Linked DNA regions of Homo sapiens: region 2 is linked to region 1. The links are chromatin loops, found by intact Hi-C in ENCODE. Cell type or tissue: IMR-90. All regions are shown on one strand. Each heading gives the region's core, and the rest is flanking DNA. Links, peaks and the distances in the headings are about the cores only.

Evidence for each region. A loop is a pair of places that touch in the nucleus more often than their neighbours do. Peaks named below come from ENCODE experiments on the same cell type or tissue, not always from the same donor. Only the 100,000 strongest peaks of a DNase experiment are listed, where the experiment ranks them.
Region 2: a loop joins it to region 1, with 12 times the contacts of the local background. A loop is called at or near these places in 2 of 110 quality-filtered maps.

What each region holds. Positions count from the first base shown.
Region 1 is chr6:119,306,716-119,319,252 of GRCh38, forward strand. It overlaps MAN1A1 (mannosidase alpha class 1A member 1), which reads right to left. Exons shown (of 13, transcript NM_005907.4): 3 at 181-277. Among named protein-coding and RNA genes, the nearest start is that of MAN1A1, 37 kb to the right of the region's middle. RefSeq lists a silencer at 6,269-6,563. In IMR-90, for the core only: no CTCF peak of the experiment used is centred there; a DNase peak (open chromatin) is centred at 1,666; H3K27ac peaks cover 358 bases.
Region 2 is chr6:119,174,430-119,186,098 of GRCh38, forward strand. It overlaps MAN1A1 (mannosidase alpha class 1A member 1), which reads right to left. Exons shown (of 13, transcript NM_005907.4): 12 at 5,883-5,998; 13 at 2,776-5,516. The coding sequence ends at 5,390. Among named protein-coding and RNA genes, the nearest start is that of FAM184A, 100 kb to the left of the region's middle. In IMR-90, for the core only: no CTCF peak of the experiment used is centred there; no DNase peak of the experiment used is centred there.

The DNA of each region.
Region 1 (12,537 bases), core at 1,445-9,444:
TAGCCACTACTCTAGCTGAAGGACACACTATGCACAATCCTTATCTAATTCCATCAGGTGTGCAAGTTTCCTAACCAAATGGCCTGGAGGGCCATGTTACACAGACTTCTCCACCATCCATAAGCTCAAGCAATTGGGGAGAAGTTATCGTCACTAAGAAACCAAAGCACATCTACTCACCAAACAAACTGCTTGAATGGCCTCCTTTTGATATAGGTTTGAGTTCATTTAATCCCCAGGCATAACCTTTATAATTATTCCAAGCATGTTTCATCATCTGAAAAAAAAAATAAAAACAGGATTATAATTTGAATGGAGATGTTTTTGCTACAAAATAGGTAATATATTGAAGAGCAAAGGCTAAAACATTAAAATTCATTAGTTAAAAGGATGACTAAGTAAAAGAATTATGATTATATAAACCAGAACACACATGCTCATACAAACATGCTGGTACACATACACACTACCCTTTTATGTTTACAAATGGGAAGTTTTCGTTTTTGAGTCCATTTAATCCTATTTAATGCAAATACCATTTTCAAAAGTCAGTTCCCAACAACAGGAATTTAGCTTATCTTAAAAGCATGAACCATGTCTACATTTATCTAGTTCATTTTCATAACAGATTAAATCTGCAAAGACTATCTTTAAAATTTATATTTCTGCACAAAGTTCTTCTTACTTTGTTGGCCTCACAGCATACAGACAAATATTCAGGTTATCCCTTTAAACCACTTTGATGTTTCCTGACGAAGACTATATGGAGAAGTATTTTAAAATATTTACAGGAAATAAAAAATAACACTGTGATTATGCCTAGATTTTGGAAAAACTTGTTTATTTTAATGTAATCAATCTTTAATTGGATACATGTGTGTATATGTATGTAACTGAAGATTGATCCAGTATATTCCTAATTCAGAGTCTACACACCAATAATGGTTTTAAAAGCCAAATCCCTCTGCCATAAATTAGTTGTATAAACTTTTTTCAATGACTCAAAGAACACATATAATTATTTTTGTATGCATATTTTTTAAAAGGATTGGGACTCTTCAACTGTCTAGAACTCAGTAATCAAAATATGGACATAATTGAAAAAGGTTCCAATCAGGCTCCATATTTTAGAGTATCTTAAAGCATCACACAAAGTTATAGATATTATTTACGGGCCATTTACCACTCAAAATCTTCATTGAGATCAGTATCATTTTATTAATAACAAAGTTTTCATATGTTCCTGAACACAACAATCAGCATCTTTAACCAACTTGTAAATTACCTTCCTAACTCACCACTATTACTACCAACAGTTACCAAGAATCAGTACTATCTGCTAAGTACTCTGCTAAATGCTATAACTTTAGTATTGTAACCAATTCTTGCTACAACCCTATGAAATATGTTTTATTACCATTGTTAGGGAGATGAAGAAACTGAGGTTTGGAAGTTAAAAAACAACTTTACTCAGTCACCACATTTTTCCACAGACAAGGTGCCAGGGTTCATCTCCAAGCTAGCCTGACTCCAAAGCCCATGGCATTAACCAACACATTGCATCACCTTCCTTTAATGAGTCAGCAAAAAAAATCTTCCTTTACTGAATCAGATTGTTGATCTTTCAACAATCAAAAGAATGTGTATATGGTAGTGTTTTCAGGATTTTTTTCTTATACATTAATTTTGTTGAGAAGTAAAACAGATTTGAGGGTCACATGACTTGATTTATAATCCCTACAACGCCACTGATGAGTCACATACTTAAGGATGAGTCACAGTTTTTGTGACTCTTATCTGAAAATTTGGGATAATTCCTTACAGGATGCATGTAAGGAATACATGATCGTGGTATATGTTTTTGCACCTTGCATACTGCTTGACAGATGGCAGGTAATCACGTTTATTAAATTTTAAATCTATATTAAAACTAATTAAATTCACATCACAGAAAAATAGAAACCAATGAGCCTCTGAAAGACTAGGTATATAAAAAATCTACAGAACACCTAGAGATTATATTTGATTTTATTTGGTTTTTCCATTAAATGTACTACATTTAGTAAATTCTTCATTCCTGTAAATTTCCAAAGATACTTTATAAATTCAAAAGCTTTTGGAATATACTGAACATCAAAACAGAAAAAAAAGTTACGATAATTTGTTTCAGCTTTGTCAAAAATGATCACTTATACAATGTACCACTAGTAAAGGATCTCCTAAAGTAACCTCTGTAGTATATATTAACTTTTCCTATCTTCTTCCCTCAAGGGAAAAGCTGACACTAATTGGTTAGTTTCCTACATTTCAAAAGTTGCTGACATATTTCTCAAAATGGGTTCCTGATCCCATGGGATTTCTATGAGTTAAAGTTAGAAAAGACGAAAATGATGTGGTCAAAATGCCCTGAACAAAGCACTGGGAGGGGTTTATCCAGCAATTATAAAGAGGAACAGTCATATTGTTAACCAATTCCACCAGCTGATCACTTCTGGAAATGATTTACCACATTAAAGCTAACTGTAAGACATTGTGTGAGTGTGTGTGTACACATGCATAGAATAACTATAAGCTTCAATTTAAAAGTCACATATAAAATCAACTTGTTAACTCAGATTTACGACTTACACAAATATTTGAAACATCAAAAGGCTACCAGCTTTTAATTTTGTAGTATTAAGCCATTACCCAGCTGAGTGGCGATGAGGATAAAGTCATTTAATTTCTCTAGACCCAGTTCTCATGAGCTGGCAGGACAAGGAAGTCACTTCTAAAAGTTAACTACTAACAAGGACAGAATTGATCACCTCTCTTCACAGGCTCCTTAGGTTTCTTTTGTAGTCTTTCATTAACTTAATTAGGGTTCTAAAGCCTGACATTCCACGTAGAAGTAAAATGGGCCCAAATTTCAAATGCAGTAGTGAAACCCTCACAAAAAAAGATAAACTGAAAGCAAGCCAAAGATGTTTTCTTCCTGAATACGTATATTTGCTCCTGGTGAAAGGTAGAGCTGACACGCTGTGTGAAAGGAAACAAAGGACCAAAATTTCATAATTGCAACCCATTATTTTAACCCAGAAAATATTAAATTGGGTATAAGGCATTAAAGAAATAGTATTACTTCCCCTTGACTCCATGCTTATAAGAAAAGATTCTTTGATTTGTACTTTCTTCTTAATTGGCATCAGGGCTCATTAATTAGGCCAGGTCATTTATTGAGTATCTGCTACACTATGAAAAGATTCTAAAGGACTAAAAGGGAAGTATACAGGATGCTGTCTCATTTACTATCTCATTGATAATGTATGGAAACATAAGATACTGCCTGTTTACATACTCAGTAAATGTTTGTGAATATAGAAGAGTAAGAAAACTAATTAAATGTTGTATACAACTCTATTGTTGTTTCTAACAAATTAAGTTTAATGTCCTGATCTAATCAAGCACGCTGAAGAAAGAAATACGTTGGAATTTCCCTAGTATGCATAGACTTCATATCTTGCATATTTATTGCTAGAACTACTCTTAGCAAATACTTCCATTTGCTGAAGTTTTAAACACATAATCTTTAAATTTTTATATTAGACACATCAAAAGTCTTTGAAAATTACATGATTTTTCCAGACAGATCTCAGGAAAACTTTGGGCTTTCATTGCCCTATTTCACTGAAGCCTACAAGTTCAAGTCCCACTTATGGCCTCCTTCTATGGGTTCTTACATAAAATTTCCGTAGTTTGTAGGATGTGATGCTGGCCCAGCTGAATGAACCAGGGCCTGGTGCCCAACTCAAAGGCAGATTGCTGAGAGCTAGCCATGAGCCTCCAACGTGGGGCGCCCTGGTGTGTAGTTCTCACTAATGGATGGGATGAGTCAACCCAACCATCCACTCTACCTAGGGAAGTGTAACTGGGAAACATTCAGAGAGAACCTAGAGGCCAGAGAGTGACACAGAAACAGAGAAGTACAAATACACAGGAGAAAGGGCTGTGAAGCAGTAAAAGCCATGAGAAAGAAGACAAGAAAGGCAAGGAGAAAAAAGTTAAGAGGAGGCTGAGGTACAGATGATTTTGCCACTTGGATGGTTCCCCAGTGGAACTGTGTTAGGCCTGTACAGCAGCTATAGAACTATCAACAATGCTGTGGAGTCCTGAATGTTGGTGAATCATCTTCCCTTTTCCTCTTTGCCTGCTGAGACTGTTTGTTTACTTCCCTATGTGTACTTGTAGAAAAGCTTCTCATTTACTGAGGAGTAAGGCGTAAAAGCGGGTCACGGGCGAACGCATATGAGAAACTGGGTCCATATCTGAGCTCTGCCATCGTCAGTGTGACTCTAAGCAAGGCAATTAATCTCTCTGAGCCCACTTTCTGCACACACAAAATGTGAATAAAAACACCTCACTGGTTGTGGTGATGATTAAATAAAACAAGGCATGTAAAGAGTTTAACATGTTGCCCGACACACATTAAGTGCTCAATGCATTTTAGGCATTATAATTACTTTTATTAAAAACCTAAGAATGTCTGTGATCTTTGCAATCTAAAAGAGCTTCATAATTTTTCCTAGTATAACACATAAATAGGAGGGACAAATATATGTGAAACCAGGCAAACTTACATTGTACACAAGCTCTTTATCAATATATACATTTAAAAATATACACAACTATTTGGTATCCAAAAGATGGAGGAAGAAAGGAAGAGTAGAAAGGTCCTCTCCAGGTGTAAGGCAATGTGGGGTAATCTTTAGCTATGCAGGTTCATACACTAGCTTTCATAAAATCTTAGTTGTGCCAAGGTACTGCTGTGTAGTGGGGGTTTGTTCGAGGGATTTGAGGTTGATCTGGGAAAAAGACAGGACCACAGAGGCAGTTAACACACAACAAGCTTTAATGAGTGGTGCTTTGTACAGGGTTGCATGGGAGGGCATCCAGAGGCTTAGGGTGAGGAGGTCACCATGCAGAAGGGGAGGAGGACAAAGGAACTCCCAAGGGAGAGGTGCATCGGAATGAGGGCTTAGGACTAAGTGATGTCACTTTGCAGCATGATGGAGTAACTCTATTATCAGAAGACCTTGAAGGGCAGTAGCAGCTCGGTGTCTTAAAACCACAAAGCTCTATCTTATCAATGGCCAACAGATGCTAGGTAAGGTTTCACAGAACGTGTAAGGCAGGCTCTAAATGCTAAAAATCTGCTTGTTCGGGCTATTTTTAAAATAATTAGATGTATTAAAAATTAGTTTGGTGTTGGCGGGCTCTTGAATTAACGGGTCTCAGCCTGCAGTGAGGAAATAACCTAGAGACCAACAGACAGAGGCCATGTTTGGCTCACTTATATAACAGTCCGCTGTTTGTCATGAAAGGGAAGAAGTTCTGTGGTCCAGTGATACTCATGTCCCTGCTGTTCTTGGGGACACAAGGGGCTGTGTCTGATTCAGGCAAGGTCTGAGGTGGAAGAGCAATCTAACTCACTGATTGTTAAACCTGAAAGTGATGTGCCATTTCTCTTAAAACTACACTTAGGGTTGATGCTTTGAAAAACAGTGATTTTAAAAGCCTGACAGCAATTTCCATCAAACTTTGCTTAAAATTACTTGGCTGTCATATAAAAGTAACTTCTAGAGCTTTCAGATAAAATATTTTTAGGGTCATTGAATTAACCTTATTTCTTTCAATCTTTGGTGGAACTGGAAAACAGAACGGAGAGACACAGATAAAAAGCAACTTGGGGGAAATTAATTCACAATTTCTCCAAACCTTCACTTATCCATTGGAAGAGAATTTCTCCATGGATCAAGAAAAGACGGCAATCTAACCACCCCTTCCACCGCTTATCTAATGCTATCCCCACCACCTACATTTCCTTATGGGAATGAAGATCTGGAGGGCCAGAAGGACAACTGGGCAGCAAGAGACCTGATACTAAGGCCGGTCTATCACAGCCACATGGCAGAGCAGGTCACAGTGGATAAGCCTGAGGCCAGCTGCCTCAGGGTCTGCCCTTCTACCCCTTAGTTCTCTCATCTTTCAAAAAGAATAACCCATTTTAACAAATGCACCACTGTGGGTTGAGGTGCTGAGACTGCGAGGTTGTGCCTGTGTGGGGACAGGGTGTATATGGGAACTCTCTATACTTTCTGTTCAATTTTGCTACAAGCCTAAAACTGCTCAGAAAATACAGCTTACTAAAAAAGTAAGTATTATCTCCCTTACAGCACAGTGAGGAGATCAGGTGTGACAGGGCACCTGACTAGAAGACACTCAATGAGCCTGGCTGACCTTTATCCACTCACGCCACCTCCTCAGAGTCCTCCTAGGCTTCAGGAGGTTAAACAGATAAGGGAGAACTTAGGAAGGAAGTTCTCCTTCCTTTGATGCTTTGACCTTTAGCTGAACTCAGAGTGGGCAGAGCAATTACGGGAAAGGAAAGAAAAGAGGCTAATGTCACCAAGAGGTGACAGTGCAGAGCCTGATGTGACTCCGCCTTCACAAAGACTGCCTGCCTGGAGTCTACCACAATTACATCTGAAAGTATTTAGCACCCTCTCATGCAACAGGTATCAAGATGCCACCCAAGACAGTCTTAGGAATGATCCTTGTCCTCACATCATTCCTCAGTGAGCGAGGGCCACCTCCAGTCACCTTCTAGCTGTCATCACCCAGTATGTGAAAAAAAGCCCTCTAGCCATGATAGTTTCCAATTTTACCCCATATGAAATTCAAATACTCATTCACATGCTTTGCTCTTTCAAATGCTGAAATAAATGTATCCCCTTCTCTCTTTCCCAAAGGCTGTCAAGGTGTTCTATTTTCAAGATTCTTTACCCCAATGTTACAATGACAATCACTACTTAGTAGCTACGGTTGCGAGGATGAGAATTATAAATGGGAATAAAGCAGTACTGCCAGATTTAGGAAATGGAAATATTACACAGAACCTACTTATACTAAAAAAAAAAAAAGTTGTTTATCTGAAATTCAAATTTAACTGAAAGTGCTATATTTCATCTGGCAACCCTAGGACAATGGGATAGGACACATTCAGTTCCTGGTTCTGAGTCCACTGTCTGCTCTCTGGTTTGTGCCCTGTTCTGTGGTAGGCTCGAAAAAGGGGTCAGAACATTTGAAGGGCCAGACAGGAACAGAACCACCAGGTCTAGGGCAACTAGAAGTGAATGGGAAACGTGACAAAACGAGAGTCAAGCCCCTCACTAAAGCTATTTAAAAAAAAAAAAAAAATCAAAACTACGCTGGCTAAGGGTTAAAAAAAAAAATCCGTGAGCCACAGTTAGCCCACAGCCCAGCAGTTTGCACTGCAACCTCTACTTTACAGGCACGCGTCTAGAACTAACCACTCTGTTTTTAGGTCTGTGGGCATGTGGCTTCCCACCAGCCCTGGTTCCCATAGCTCTGTGAGGAGCTTCTATTCCACTTCTAGCATAGGCTGCCCTTCAGGGCCAGCTTCCCGGACTGCTCTGGTAGCAACATATGTGCTATCTCTTTGCCACAAATTAGCAAAAGTCTTTGAGATCTGAGGTGCATAAAGCATTATGTGTAAGCTTCTCAACAATTCTTTCACTGGATGAGCAGTAGTTTCACATTTTAGAAGTATTATTTTGTTCTACAAATCAAACTGTAGGAGCTGTCGTCATCATGGGTTATGGAGGCCGAGGCTGTAAAGGAGGAAGTGAATTAACTTTGTCAAACAGCTACCACACTGCACTGTGAGGGGAATTTGATATAATTTAACACATCCAATCCTTACAACACCCTCTCTGGGGTATTATTATCCCTGTTTTACATATGAAGCTGAGGCCCAAGGTAGTGTAGAGAAGAGCAAGGCTGGAAACTCTCTCACGCTGATTTTCTCCACTATACACTGAACAGAGCCCTCACTTTTTTGCTGCTTGCAAACCTCAGACAGTCATCTGAGGCCTCTGAGCCCTCCTGCTCCTCCATGCACAGAAGGCAGCTCTATCTGGGGTCTGAGAAGCTGTGGCCAGGCCTGGCACCAAAATGACACATGCCGAATCAGGACTGGGAGCTGGCTCAACTGAAGACCCTCACAGCACCACCTTTCCTTGCCTGCCCTACATCCTTCAATTCTCACAGCCTTCCTCCTCCTCCACTTCGGCTCTCAGCTCCAGCTCTGTACCTAACTTTTCTCCTCCTGCCCTGTATGCTACTGGGGCAGACAAGATGGTGTTGTCCTATTCGACCTGGCCTGTCACTAGATTTATGGAAAACCATGAATTCCTCTCCTCATGCCAAGCTGCTGTCTACAGCTCTGATATTTTCTGAAGTTTACTACCACCACGGGAGCTAATGTGGACCAGCTTCTCTTTCCTCTTTCTGTATTACTCGACTTCTTGTTGCTATGTGTGCAATTCGTTTGTTGCCAGGTACTCGAGGTTGCCTCTTATCTACTGAGTGGAGAATATATATATATGGATGGGGATTTTCTTCAGATTGAGGTGTCCTGAATTCTCCTACAGCCAATTTTAATGTACTTCTAAGTTGGCAGGAGATATATAAAGAAACAGTAATTATTTAATGCTATTGCATGAATTCTAATGTGCCACTGAGCATTAATTCCCCAGTGAAATGAAAGCGTGGTTAGCAATAGCAATTTCTTTAGAAAAAGAGTCAGAATGACTGATAAAGCCAGTTTTAAAAAATGAGAATTCTAGTAATCACTACTTGTAATGGACAGATTGTTCTGTTTCTAAGAAGTATCTCGTTCTCCTAAGGAAAACCCAGTGTTTCCAGTTCTAGCTAAAAAAATTGGATCATATGCATTTAATGGTTCTCTTTTTTTATGGCCAAATTTTGACATTATTTTATAAAAACTCTTGTGCTGTTACCAAATGGCAGAGGGTACAGGGGAAAAGAAAAAGAATAAAGAAATACTTGACCAAAATATAAGTCCATTTCTCTAAAACATTCTAAGGGATTATAATTTAGCAACTCAAAAGTTAGAGGTCAGAAAAGGGCTTATTCATAGGTGAATATCTAGTCCATTCCTTTTTGGAAGGAAGCACTATTGCTGAGAACACTTTCCTTACATAGAACAGTTTGGCATCAGCTTAGGGTCTACCATTTGTAGTTATTTCCTTATCAAAAATATCTGTCTTGTGGTTGATGACTATGGTCTCCAGGCAGAAGCTGTCACTGAGTTCAGAAGTTGTCACTTTGTGTTTAAAGGTTTAACCTCAGGGTTTTTGGTCTGTTTATTCGGCAGATTTTTAATTAACACGGAAACTTTGAATTCATTAGATTAGCTGTGCTAAGACCTCTGTGGTCAATGTGAGGCCAGCAAGTGACCCCTTGCAGGCCTGTGGTGACAGGTGATCTCCCTCACTTGGTCCCCAGGCCAAGATCTTACAGGGCTTTCCCAACATGGGAAGCATCAGCAACTACAGATCTTTAGTGATCAAGAGAAAAAGATATTCATTTTTGTGGGTTTTTTTTTTTTTTTTTTTGAGATGGAGTTTTGCTCTTGTTGCCCAGGCTGGAATGCAGTGGCGCGATCTTGGCTCACTGCAATCTCCACCTCCCGCGTTCAAGCGATTGTCCTGCCTCAGCCTCCTGAGCAGCTGGAATTACAGGTGCCTGGCTAATTTTTGTATTTTTAGTAGAGACGGGGTTTCGCCATGTTAGCCAGGCTGGTCTCGAACTCCTGAGCTCAGGTGATCTGCCCACCTTGGCCTCCCAAAATGCTGGGATTACAGGAGTGAGCCACCATGCCCAGCCAAAAAAAGGTATTCCTTGCTGGGATATCACAGATGCTCCCTTAATATCCTAAGGAGAGCTAAAAAAGTGTGCCATAGAAAACAAATACTATTTTCATGTAATGTCTAATCTCAAAAGTTTTTTTTTAATACTTGTAATAAAAAGGTAAGCCCAAACATTCTAACTCATACATATATCATTCCACAACTTCAAATTTTCACATTTTAATTTTTGCAGCAGTGACAAAATGATTTTTAAAATTGAAATGTGCTATCTTTAAAAGATTTGTTTATAGATTTGTCAACCTTATAAAGACTAAGCTTTTTCTTTTAGATTCCTTTTTTAAACTTTACAAATACTATGAGGTTATCACTAGTATTACTAGTAGTTAATAAAGTTACTAATTATTTAGTGATCGATGAAAATGAATTAGCTTGAATTTCATTAAAATGAGCAAAGTCAGATATAGTTACCTTTTTAAATTACATTTTTTTATTATTATTATTCTTTTTTTTTTTTTTTGAAACAAGCTATCCCTAGAGTCAAGCCCCATTCTTCAGTTAGCAAGAGGAGAATTGTAGGGCACAAGTATTTCCCTTTTATCCTTTCTTTTGTGTGTGTATGTTTTCTAAAACAGACTTTTTTTTAAACAGAAGTTTTAGATGCACAGCAAAACTGAGTGGAAAGTACAAAGTTCCTATATATCCTCTGTACCCCAAAGGCACAACCTCCTCACTATCAACATTACGCACGAGAATCGTACGCTTATTACAACTGATGGACCTACACTGACACATCATTACCACCCAAAGTCCATGATTTACATTAAGGCTCACTCTTAGTGTTGTATATTTCAATGGTTTTGACAATGTATAATGGCATGTATTTACTACCATAGTATCATAGAGTATTTTCACTGCCATGAAAATCCTCTATGTTGTGCTTATTCATCCCTCTCTCCAATCCCCAGTAATTTACTGTCTGCATAGTTTTGTTTCATCCAAAATATAATTGGAATCACAAAATACGTAGCCTTTTATATTGTAGCCATGTTACTTCTTTCACTTAGCAACATGCATTTAAGGTACCTCCATGCCCTTTTATTGCTTGATGGCTCATTTCTTTTTAGTGTTGAATAATATTTCTTTTTAGTGCTGAATAATATTCCATTGTCTGGATATACTGCAGTTTAATTATCCATTTACCTATTGAGGAACATCTTTGTTGCTTCCAAGTTTTGGCAATTATGAATAAAGCTGTTAAAGAAGAGACTTGCACAGTATAAGCATTTCCTTTTTGAATTAAGGCCAGAAATCACTATTTTCTTAATTAAAGGATTATGAATTGTAATTCTGTAAGTTATTATTATTTGAAGGTAGAATTCATAAAAATAGATTGGCCATAAAATGTCACATATTATAGGAAAATTTGTTTTTCCTAAAAAAAAAACAAAAAAAACCTTCTGAAGTAACTGTCCTTAAAATTGTCCATTATTAATAAGTGGAATATCCGTTGTCATCTAGAATCCATGATCTTGTAAGATTCTGAAAGTAATCCTTTCATACTGCTGATAACAGTTTTACAAATTATTATCTGGGCATAACAATAATAAAAATGTATAAAAGGACTTTACTTATGAAATGTAATACTACCAGAAATGCTGGTTCCTAAGGATAATCTTGGAGTAGCAACTAGTGATTCCACAAGACTTAAAATCCATAATTGGTGTGTCCCAAAAATGTATTTTCTTATCATCATCCTTGTCACAGAAATAGCATTTACTGAACACTTACACATCAGGAAGTATGTAAAGCATTTCTCCGCTCATCCCTTACAACAACTCTGCAAGGAAGGTAGTCTCCCCAGAGAGAGTCCCATTGCACAGATGAAGAAATCAAGAGGTAAAGTAATTTTCCCAACATCAGATCTTGGTGGTGGAGGTTGGCTATGAACTCAGATTGAGTCTGAAGCCTAACATATATTACCTTGTACACTGTCCTGAGCCAAATGTGTGACCCATGCAATCTGGGGGAAACTTGGCTTCCAAATAAAGTGTTACTCATGTGCTGTTGATATATATCTTTGTATGTTTCTGTTACTTATCTCATTATTCTGGAAAAATTTACATTATGTTTAAGAGTGAGGCTTTCAGAAACATGACATGCAAAACCAACTTCCAATCTTTCTTTTTTTGAAAACCTTGCAGATACAGGGAAAGCATTAAATGTACTGCTATATTAAAAAAGTGAAAATATGAGTATCTCTTACTTCTGTACCCTGTAGGGAAAAAGTTACCTGACATATACTGAAACAGAACTTTGCTTTACATACATTTTAATAGCTAAAAGTTCTTTCCTTTGAAAGGTATCTGTTCACCTCTACTTGGGCATCCTACACGGGTTCTTTCATCACCATGAGTCTTGGTTTCATTGAGGATTGTATTTCATCACCAAAAGAACACCCTAATAATTTCATTTTGTGTTACTGAAAAGAGACATATTGCTCAATATTACTAGCTTGAATGTCAATAATACTCTAAACATTGCCACTAAATGGCAATATCAGATTTCTCATTAAACACATGCAGAAAAAAAGTACTGAGATATGGATTATTTTTCAAAGCTCTCTTCTATGGTTTCATCTAGACTTCTACATTACTAAGATTATCACTAAAAATGGCAAATGATTATTTTAGACTATATGTGATACAGTACCATCTTTAAGGCAAGCACTAACATCTAATATGCCTGTATCATTACCACCCTAAAATCATATTTTCTATGGACTGAAGATCATCTGAGGTATTTT
Region 2 (11,669 bases), core at 3,670-11,669, 130 kb before region 1:
AGCAATGAATGTAAAAACGCGGGCGGGGGAAATGAAGGTATTTTTCAGAGGTCATTTCCAAGAACGTTTTATACATTTACATGATATATAGCCAAACTAGAAATTCCGTGTAGTCTGTGCAAGTGACACTCATGTTAAAATCAACAAGAACAGTAGAAACAATTTGAAAAATGACTTAAAAATGCAGTTATTGGGAAAAGAAAGCCAATGAAACAATTGCTGAATAAAAACAAGCATGATTGTAGTTAATACTTTTGAGATTCCCCTAATAAGAAAGAATTATGTATAAGAATCTAGTGTAAATCTGTTTCTAAAAGATTTAGGTGTATGGCTTATTGCAGACTAATGCTTTTGTAGAAAAGGAAGAATCTGTGTTTTCAAAGTGACCAAAGTTATGTCAAATTGTACTTAAACCTTGAGGTAGAGACAAAAATGCAGGAAAAGGTACATATTCTTGTCATGATTCGCTAATTAACTCATTAATTGTTCTGATAGTCTTGGAATTTCCATTTACCTAGAACTTAAAATTGTTGTTTTCAACTTTAGTGTGTGTAGGAATAACACAAAGGGCTAAACATGGGTATTCCAGGACCCCATCGCAATTTTGATTTGTTAAATTTGGGGGAAGGCTTTGAAATCTGCATTTTAACAAACCTTAGCTGAGATTCAGATTAGGTAAACTGTAGCCCACATCTGGAGAAAGAAACACAGCAGTAGACCAATTCCTAAGGGTGAACTCTGAAATTATACCTTTATTTTGGAGTGGCTGGTTGGAAATAACATATGCTCTCATATATGGCCTTTTTTTTTTTTTTTGAGGTGGAGTCTGGCTCTGTCGCTCAGGCTGGAGTGCAGTAGTGCGTTCTTGGCTCACTGCAACCTCTGCCTCCCGAGTTCAAGTGATTGTTTTGTCTCAGCCTCCCAAGTAACTGGGATTACAGGCATGCGCCACCATGCCCGGCTAATTTTTTTGTATTTTTAGGATTAGCATGAAATCTTACCATATTCCTGTGTCTGGCAGCACAGAGGAAGGATAGAAAAACAGTTCCTGTTGCTGGGAAAATCCCCATTTCCTCATATTTAAAATGAGAGTTGGACTAAATGCTGTCTACATTCCCCTGTAATTCCAATACTTTAAATATGTATCTGATGCCTGGCAAATATTTCTTGAAAACTGTGACTCATGTATTGGCTAGTGTGGAGGATGGAATGAGCCTGGAAAAAATAGAAAGGAGGCTTCAGGCCATAAAATCAGTTAAAAAGTTTCCTAAGACTCCCCTTCCTGCCCTCACTCTTCAGTCACAAGGTAGGGAGCCTCGAATGGCAATTATATATGAACTCTATGTTCAAATGAAAAAGATTTTATCTTGTTAACTTTGAAAAACTTTTCAAGCAACCATCTACATATCATTATCAGTCATTAGATGTATTTGTTGCCAAGCTGCCATCTCTGTGTTGATGGCTGATAGTATACATAAACACCATGCTTAGAATAAATTTTAATAATTCTGTAACCAACAACATGAACACAACCAACATCAATTTGTGCTACCATAATTTAATTCAGAAGGTTCCCATTTGACTCTGTTAGGTAATAAGCTAATTTCTTTGGTGCTGTTGTAATCGTTTTTTGTTTTTTGTTTAACATATGTGGCAGGGACTGTGACATTAAGTCACATAAAACAATAATGGGCTGTTGAATACTGAAAACTATTGGAGGAGTCATGCCTTACTTTATTTTACATGATGTAAGTGGATTAAAAATAACCTGTTGATTGAGAGTTGATTCTAGTCACAAACATGTACTTTAATATTTTTTTTAAAAGTGTATTGCTCAGTGAAAGACATTTGCAAATAGTTGTAGCAAAGACTATGAATATAAGATCGAGTTTCCTAATTCATGCACTTTCTCACTCAATTGTGAACTATACTCTTGGCACTAGACAGAGAAATGGGGGAAAATGCCAGTTGAAGTTTCTTTTCTCATGGGGTTTCATACTAAGGGGTTAGAAAGACATAAATAAGGAAATAAATATGTAATACAGCAAATGCTAAGCAGAAAATAAAATAGGGTAGGGGACAAAAGGTGGAGAGAATTTTACACTGATTTGTCAAAGAAGCCATTCTAATGAGGTGACAATTGTGCAGAGACCTGATAAAGAATGAGCTATAAAAATATTAGGGAAAGCAAGTTCCAGGCAGTGGCAACAGCAACCAAAATATCTGAAATATTCTAAAAAGTACAGTACGAATTTGAAGAACTTAGAACCTGGGCTTTTTGAAAAATTTCGGAGGATCTTCTATAGCATAAGTTCTCCTTTTTCTATTAAGCCTCTTTGACCACTCAAACGCTATGGACCTCCTGTTCCCATGAACTTATATAGAATTTTAGCTTGTAATTTAACACAACTAAATGCTATTTTTGTCTTGTTTTGAGGGGTGGTGTGGGGTTAATCTCATTTTCTTAGCTGCATTGCAAATTTATGAACAAAGAACATAGTTTGTGCTATTTCTGACATCAAAGCTTCTAGCCTCTGTGTCCTGGTGTTGAACATATGTTAGATCGTTAATAAAGGTTATTTGATTACCCAAACACTGTATATGCAAAATTATGTGCAATGTAAAGTTTCTTAATGGGAAATATTTCCTTGTCAAGACCCTACAGGTGTGGTATGGAAATGCTGTTAGGATCAAATATTTTTATTTGCAACTGAAGGCACTCACCCCTTAGATATACAAAAGCCTACTAAAAAGGAGAAAAATATAACAAATGAGGAGATATATTAAAAGACTTTATTCACAATAGAGAAATTTTACAAATATAATTTTTAAAAATTATGTGTCAATCTATTGTTTCCCATAACATTGGAGATTTATATATAAAGTTGAAAATGACAGAATGGATTTATGTAAAAATAAAAAACAATCAATGTACACAATGTGTAGCTCATATGAAAACCTCATGACAAGTCATTGAGTTCTGTAAACTGCCATACAACTTACATGTGTAATATTAATTGCACAAAGTATATCAAGACATATTGAAGAAACACAAAATTAAGTGCTATTTTAACGGTTCATCTTTCAGTATGTGAATACGTATACAAATTTAACTGCACAGTTTTGTTGAAAATAAGTTTCAACAATAAGACTTCAGTTGTTAAAATTAACCCAAAATATAACTTTAATTAAATTACATCACTACAATATTAATCTCTTATCTTGTTTACATTTTTGGTGTTTTGGGACTTTTGTTAAAAAAAAATCCAAGTTCTAGAATTGCAAAAACTTCATTGTTGCCACTGAGAGAGCAACATATAGTACAGCTTCTTGTCTATTCACACCAGGACACCAAGGTACCTCATAGTGCAGTGTGTACACACAACCTGATTTTAATATTCTATCTGCTGCAGAAATACTTATCAGCTTTCAAATCAAAGTGAAAAGAAAATGAGTTAATTTAAATGGCAAATTCAAGGACATTTATACAAACATTATATTCTTAATTTTGGCAATAATTTTTAATATTTTGCCTTAAAGTCCTGGGAACAAAGGGCTCTTGCTATCCATTCATTTCATTAGGTGAACTGAAGATATGAGTGGGAGAAGTTATTCTGGATCACAGACACACATTAGCATGGAAATAATGATGTACGGAAGAGTCTTTTTCATTTACTAATTTTACTAATTTATTCTTTGACATACACCAATGTATGATATTGAAAAACAGAAAGCAGGTCATAAAGATGGTCCTGTCCGATAAAGGAAATCTTTTAAAACACTTTCAAAAGCTAAAATAACTAAAACTATTAAGCCTATTGATAGCTAAGAAAATAATTGTCTTCAATAATATTAGGTGGAACCATATGAAACTGCTGACAGTTTTTAAACTACAAATGCAGCAATTTCATATGTTTCAGCCTAATCCATGGGGTTGTACTGATCTTTCTGACCATTCTCGGCTGAAAATTGACATGGTCAAAGTCCTTGCCCTTCAGTATATGCATCGTATTAGCCCTTTCATGGAAGTATATCTACATAAATATATATGTATATATAGTGGGCCAATGTAAGCAAACACAAGGTATCACACCAAATCTATTCTTGAGAAAACCATTCCTATTTCAAACTTAATGTTTAAAAGAATCATATATTGATTTTGATTTACTCCAGGACTGTGGGGGATGGGGAGTGGCCATTTCTTTATATTTCTTCTAAGTTGTGATCTCTGTGTTGACTATAACCATACTAAATATGCTATATTCTTATTTGGCCTAAAATTTATTAGATTTTCCTTGATTGATCACGAATAAGTAAAATTGGCAAAGCTTCTTTCAGAGTCAAATCCTGCTTTCACAAACTGAAAGGAAATAATTTACTACATCTGAGATAGAGCCTTTTTCAAATCTGAGAAATCTGAACCAAATAGAATGCTTTATTTTCCAAAGAAAAAAATCAAGATGAAATACAAACAAGTGAACTAAAAGCCATATGAAATACCCTCTCTTTAGACAGACCCAATTTCTTCATATATTCAGTTAAACCCAAAAGCTAATCCATTAAGTTGTACTATTTTCTTCAGATAAATGTAATTCAGTGATAGCAGAGCTCTGCAAAATTTGAAAGCTCACCTCTCTGTGTAGTGGGGAATGGAAGAAATTAACTAGTATATAATCCAGAAATGACACAGGGCATTTAAAGTAAAATTAAAGGACACATTTACAAAATAGAAAACACTAATATAATTAACCAACAAAAATATACTGCAGTTCCGATGAAATGAGGTCAACATGACATGATCCTTTTGGAATGACTTTCTAATTTGAATTACAATGTGAGTGAAGTATTTTAGAAGACATTCTATCAAATAATGATAGACCTGCATAAGGAGGCTGTCACAGAAGATCTGTCTCTGGTGGACAGACAAACCAGATTAACATGAAATTGTAAAGGAAAAAGCTTTTTTATACTTATTATTATGGCTTTTTGCAACATGGCAAAACATTACAGCTTAAAGCAGACATCATCTCCTCTTAGAGGAGGAAAAAGTTTTGCAGTCAAATCAAATTATAATTAAGAGGTCATCGCTATACAATTCTATTCAGTTTAACAAAAACGATATTACACCTTCATGAAATCCAGAGATAATAGGTTACTTAAAAACATAAACAAAAAACTGGTGGATACACTGGCTGAATTAATAAAGGATATGATAAGGAATTTAGGTCCACCTATACCTATGATAATAAACATAAAAGACTGCAAAACAATTTAAGAACTTAATCACAGACCTACTAATCAAAGTTCATCATGTGCCTGATTACCAGAAAAGGAATTATTAAGGTATACAGTGAAGGGAATGGAGCAGAATAAAATATAAAATGTCTTTTTATTCCTCTCTGATTTCAACTTCCTTTTTATCTTTAGGGAGGATAGGGAGAAGATGTGCCTCGCTATTGAAGATCCAATGCTCCAGTGGAAGAAGATCGTCGTCAGAAAATATTAGGTACAAATATCTGGTGAGAGAAACATAAGTATATGAGGCCCAAGACACTAGGCAGGCAGTGAAACCACAAACACACAGCAAAAACCACATCAATGTCTGCATTCATCTTACCAAGAAACATGGACAAGAGTCAAATATATCAAAACCCTGAGGGGTTATACTCATTAACATGGGGTAAAGCAGCTACTCAGTGCTTTGGTGTTAGCAGTACCAAGTCACTGAACCTAGTTATTGAGAATATACCTGCAATTATAGCCATGCCTGATATTCTGAATCAGGCATACTTGATATTACTTGAATGTGTTCATGATAAAGACATCTACAAAGATCTGTTCAGGTACCTTAGCCACATGGTTTTAGAATAATTTTCACCTACTTCAATGTCTCTGCCAGGAAGAAACTCTGCTGCACATCATCATAACTCTCATGAAGAAGGTAAACATCCCTTAGGCCTGAATAGCCTCCATTCACTCTGCAATGGTTTTCCAAGGCCTAAATTATAGAGGAGGAAAAAAAAAAGTCACATTTCAGTAAACTGATTGTCACTAATTTTTATTATTAGATTGTCAAGTTCAGATAAAACATTTTTTTTTTTTGAGACAGGGCCTCACTCTGTTGCCTGGGCGGAGTACAGTGGCACCATCATGGGTCACTGCAGCTTCTACCTCTTGGGCTCAGGTGATTCTCCTGCCTCAGCCTCCCAAGTAGCTGGGACCACAGGCATTCGCCACCATGCCTGGCTAATTTTTTGTATTTTTTGTAGAGATAGGGTTTTGCCATGTTGCCCATGGTTGTCTCAAACTCCTGGGCTCAAGCGATCTGCTTGCCTCGGCCTCCCAAAGAGTTGGGATTACAGCCATGAGCCACTGTGCCCAGTCAAAATTTATTTTTTACAAATTGGATTCAAATTAAATGAAAGTTTGTTATAGAGTTTTAGGTAAAAAAAAATTAAAACCATAAACTAAATGTAAATTAAAAATGAAGTCATAGAACATATGGACCACATATCTTACCTAATTTGAAACACTTCTGCCTTTAGTTTTGGAAAAATTTTTCACTGATTTTTACCAATTCCCCCTATGGTCTGGAGCAGGGTTTAGCAAAGTATGAACTATAGGCTAAATCCAGTCCACTGTTTATTTTTGTAAATAAACTTTTATTAAACCACAGCCATGTTGTTTAAATATTGTCTGTGGCTGTTTTTGTACTACAATGACAGAGCTAAGTAGATGCAAAAGAGACTAGCTGGCTGTCCCCCAAGCCTGATATTGTCTGGCCCTTAACAGAAAGAGTTTGCTGACCCCTAGTTTGGAGAGACTGCTAATGTCAACTGGGATCATAAACCACTGGTTGAGAAACCGTACTGGAACAAAATCAGCTGCTTCTATAATCAGAGTATCTGAGTTTCTGAAAATTGATTGTAGGGTACTCATCAGTGATATTGGTAACAGAGCTAAAAGAAGAAAATGAAAGACAGTGAGAGACATGTGGCTGGGATCTATTCCTAAAATACATGTTTTTTTTTTTTTTCAGTCTAGTATGGAAGAAGATGGGATGACTCCACTGACAACTCTCTAGAGAGAAATGATCCTACATTTCTGTAGTTGTCTGAATTTAATGAATATTTGGAAAACAGATGGGTTGGGCAGTGTGAGGATGAACATTTAGGTAACAACCTAAACCAACCTGCCTTCCACTTTGTTGGTTACCACTAAGATGGCTGCTGTTTGTGTTTTCTTTTTCCCTTTCAGAGCCCACTTTCTTTCTTTTGTTTGTTTCTATTTTTCTTTAACCTTTTTCCAGCTTTACCGATGTATGACAAATACAAATAGTATATACTGGAAGGTGTACAGTGTGATGTTTTGATATACACTACTTCTGTGGATATACACCATCTTCTGTGGTGGATATACATCATCTTCTGATGTGGATACACATCATCTTCTGTGGATATACACCAAGAATTAGGATTGCTGGATCATATGGTAGCTCTATTTTTAATTTTTTGAGAAACCTCCATACTGTTTTCCATAATGGCTATATCAATTTTCATTGCCACCAACAGTGTACAAAGGTTCCCTTTATTCTGCATCCTCACTAAGACTGATTACCTCTTGAATTTTTGATAATAGCCATTTAAAAAGGTATGAGGTGATATCTCACTGTGGTTCTAATCTGCATTTCCCTGATGATTTGTGATGTTGAGCATCTTTTCACTACTGGCCATCTGTACGTCTTCTTTGGAAAAATGTCTCTTCAGGTCCTTTGCCTATTTTGAAATCAGGTTGTTTTTCTGCTACTGAATTGTAAGTTCCTTATATATTTTGGATATTAACCCCTTATCAGATATATGGTTTGCACACATTTTTGTTGTGTTTTTAGTTGATTGTTTCCTTTGCTGTAAGGAAACTTTTTAGTTTGATGTAGTTTCATGTGTTTATGTTTGCTTTTGTTGCCTGTGTTTTTGGGTCGAATCCAAAAAATCATTGCCAAGCTCAATGTCAAGGAGCTTTTCCCCTGTTGTTTTCTCCTAGGAGTTTTATGGTTTCAGGTCTTACATTTAAGTCTTTAATTCATTTTGAGTTGTTTTTTTTTTTGTGCTGTTTATATTTTGAAATTACATTTGTTGCTCTGCTAGTTACCAGGCATATTCATCTCTAGGAAAGTTATTTTCTGCCATCACATCCTACTAATCCTATTAATTATATGGTCAAATAAAAATTTCCATCGTACAAAAATTGCCATCTGCAATCTGGTTCTCATTTATTGACTGTAGACAAAAATAATAAAGTTTAAGACTAAAACCCTAATATATTTTATAGTGAAATAAAGAAAATGTAAACAAGATATACTTACTCTTAGTTTCTCATGTCATTTTTCACTTACGTTTCAGTTTTCCCCTGTGGATCATAATTCTGTCCCTCTTTTTTTTTTACATATATAATTGTACCCCATTTTTCTCCCATTTAATCCAACTACCAAGAAGATGGAAAGCATAGACTTTGCCTTATCAGTTGAGAAAAACCTTCTCTGGCTAGAAAGGATTTTGGAGGAAAATAAGGCTCTAAGAATGTAGAGCCCAGAAAAGAGGCGAGGGAAAGTAAGTACCAGCCACGGATTCTCATGAGCAGAGATGTTGCACTGAGAGCTCAGCTCCCATCTGCAGATACTGATAATGAGGTTATTGATTTTTCACATCAGGGCTGGAGGACAGAAGGGAGAGAGCAGAGAGACTATGAGGAGAAGCATTTAATTACCTGGTTAAAGAAATTCTGGCCAGCAGGCCACATGAATAAAGAAAATAAAGAAAATGCCTCATGATTTCATACTTTTAAAAAGCCCCGAAGAAAATAAGACCGATCAACTTAAAAACAGATGCTTCGATTAAATTCTAAGTTCCAGACAGTGCGTCAAATGGAGGATGAGCATGAAGAAAGAAACTTTCAAGTCCTATTATTTTTTCTTTCCTCCTTTTTTTTTGACAAAGAGTCAAATACCAGATATGTAGAATAAGCCAAAAATTATTGGTTAAAAAAAGGAAAAAAATCAGAATTTAGAAAAAATGGGCAAGGTTTTTATGGGAAACCCTATTTCCGGATATTTCTTTAAACAGATTTTAATCCCAAAACCTTTTCTTAGTTGTTCCCTTGAGGTTTTTTGGTAATGAGCTAATGAGAGGGCCAGCCATGATAAACAGCCACTCCTCCTCTCCATGGAAACTGCTCTAAGCTCCTTCTTTTGTTAGAGGAGTTGCTTTTGGGGTGGACAATGCCTAATCACCTTTCTTTCTAGTTCACCCTCTCATTCTTGTTCCCCACAAGTCCTCTTGGGGTAAGCTATAGTATTCAAGAACACAGCCAAAAATTTTGAGTAGTGGGCCAACTTCCAGCTTGAGACCCCCTTATCAGTGGCCCCAGAGGTTCCATGTCCCAGGCAGCATCTTCCTTCTCAACATGGGGTTGTACGTGAGAATAAAACAAAATGAAGAAATGCTTAGACAATAACAAGGGCTTCAGAGGTTTAGAGAGGCCCAGTCACTTTGCTTTTGAAGTTTTTGGTAAATTAAAAAAAAAAAATTTTTTTTTAAAGGAAAAGCACCCAAGAACTCCCCCTCACCCCTTACGCAAAAGTCTAGATTTTAAGACTTTAGGAACGTGAAGCTGGGGACAAATAGCTTTCCTGGGCCCTTACAACAGCCCTGATTCTATCAGCATCTCAACAGTGGAAGCTGTCATGTGTTTGTATGACTAAGTCTAACCAGATCATCATTGTACTATAATCTGTTCTTGGGATTCTCAGCCTCTAGGCATGGGGACCACCTTGGTTTTGAGTAAATGCTTCTATTATTAGTGATCCTATGTGACTGGGATGTGCAAATAGCAGAGAACAGGATATGAGAATGTTTATAATGATTGGAGCTCTAAACAAAGGATGAAGGGTAGGTAAGAAAATAGCAAGCATCATGAGTTAAATCCTAAGTCAGAGGACAGAAGAGTATTCTCTTGCCTACCAGATATATAAATGGCTGATCCGTGGAGTAAGGCTGTCTGCTTGAGTGTCGTCTGAACTCAAGGATAGAACACAGAGAATCAGGCACCTTGAACAAATCAAAGAGGGTTTGGAAACAGGATGAAGCCTGAGGAGGCAGGAGTAGGAAGGAGGAAAAGAAGTCACTTCCTGAGAGTCGAAATGTCTGAGTGGAAAAGGTTAGGTTTAGAAGAGCAAAGAAAATGTCTGTGCAAAAAAACAAAACCAAAAAACCTGAAACTACCAAAAAAAAACCCCCTAAAGCCAAAAAAAAATCCCAAATCCCTAGGTAAGGCTTTACCCTTTACCATAGATCAGCTGAGACATTATATAATCTATGTGAATATATACATACAATATTCTGATAAAGCTCATGCTGTAAGTTATCAGATGTTTAAATGGAAGGAATTTGTCAGTTTCTCATGATTTTTTTTTTTAAAATTTTCAAGAGAGTCTCGCTCTGTTGCTCAGGCTGGCGTGCAGCGGTGTGATCTTAGCTCAAAATAACCTTGAACTCCTGGGCTCAAGTGATCCTCCCTCTTCAGCCTCTTGAGTAGCTAGGGACTATAGGAGTGTGCCAGCATGACGGGCTAATTTTTAAATTTTGTAAAGACAGGGTGATGACTTGTTGCCCAGGCTGATCTCAAACTCCTATCCTTGAGCCATCCTCCCACCTCGGCCTCCCAACATGCTGGGATTACAGGCTTGAGCCACCACGCCTGGCTTTCATGACATTTTTGAGAAAAAGCAAAAGAAATTATCAGTTAAATATTATTTCTGTCAGGCAGACTCACAAGTGCTTGAACACCTGTGATTAATGGAGTGCTGTTAACCCACAAAAGAACTCTCTAGTGTTGTACTGCTGGATTATATACCTTTTCACATCTTATTTGACATTATTATTAGAAATTTAATTAAGACACAGAAAGCAGGTTTCTCAAGTGTATCAGTGAAAGAAGGCTGGGAAGGGAGTGCTTTGTTAGAAGATAGGAAGACGGCTTACAAATACTTTACAAACTGAAAGTATGGGTGAAAAAGCACAGTGCAAAGGAGATGTGACTCAACGGTAGCAAATGGAGAAGCTAACACTGACCATAATTTCAATATAAGCCAGTTTTTCTTTATTTTTTTGGAGTTGGAGTCTTGCTCTGTCCCTCAGGTTCGAGTGCAGTGGCGTGATCTCGGCTCATTGCAAGCTCCGCCTCCTGGGTTCATGCCATTCTCCTGCCTCAGCCTCCTGAGTAGCTGGGACTACAGGCGCCCGCCACCACGCCTGGTTAATTTTTTTTTGTACTTTTAGTAGAGACGGGGTTTCACCGTGTTAGCCAGGATGGTCTCGATCTCCTGACCATGATCATGATCCACCCACTTTGGCCTCCCAGTTTTTTTTTTTTTTTTTTTTTAAATATAAATCTACTAAAAGAACAAGTTGGACCATAAGCTGTGAAAAAATCACACTGCGAAGAGAGAAGAGAGGTTCACACTATTCAGCCCTAAAAGACCACAGCTGGAAACCAGGTCAGGAGAAGAAAATCAAGGGAAATGATGGATGAGGAAAGGAAGAGATGGCAGAACCTGCTGTCTTCGGATAATTGAGGAGCTGAAATGCAGAAGGGAGATTTTTTCCCTCTGGTAC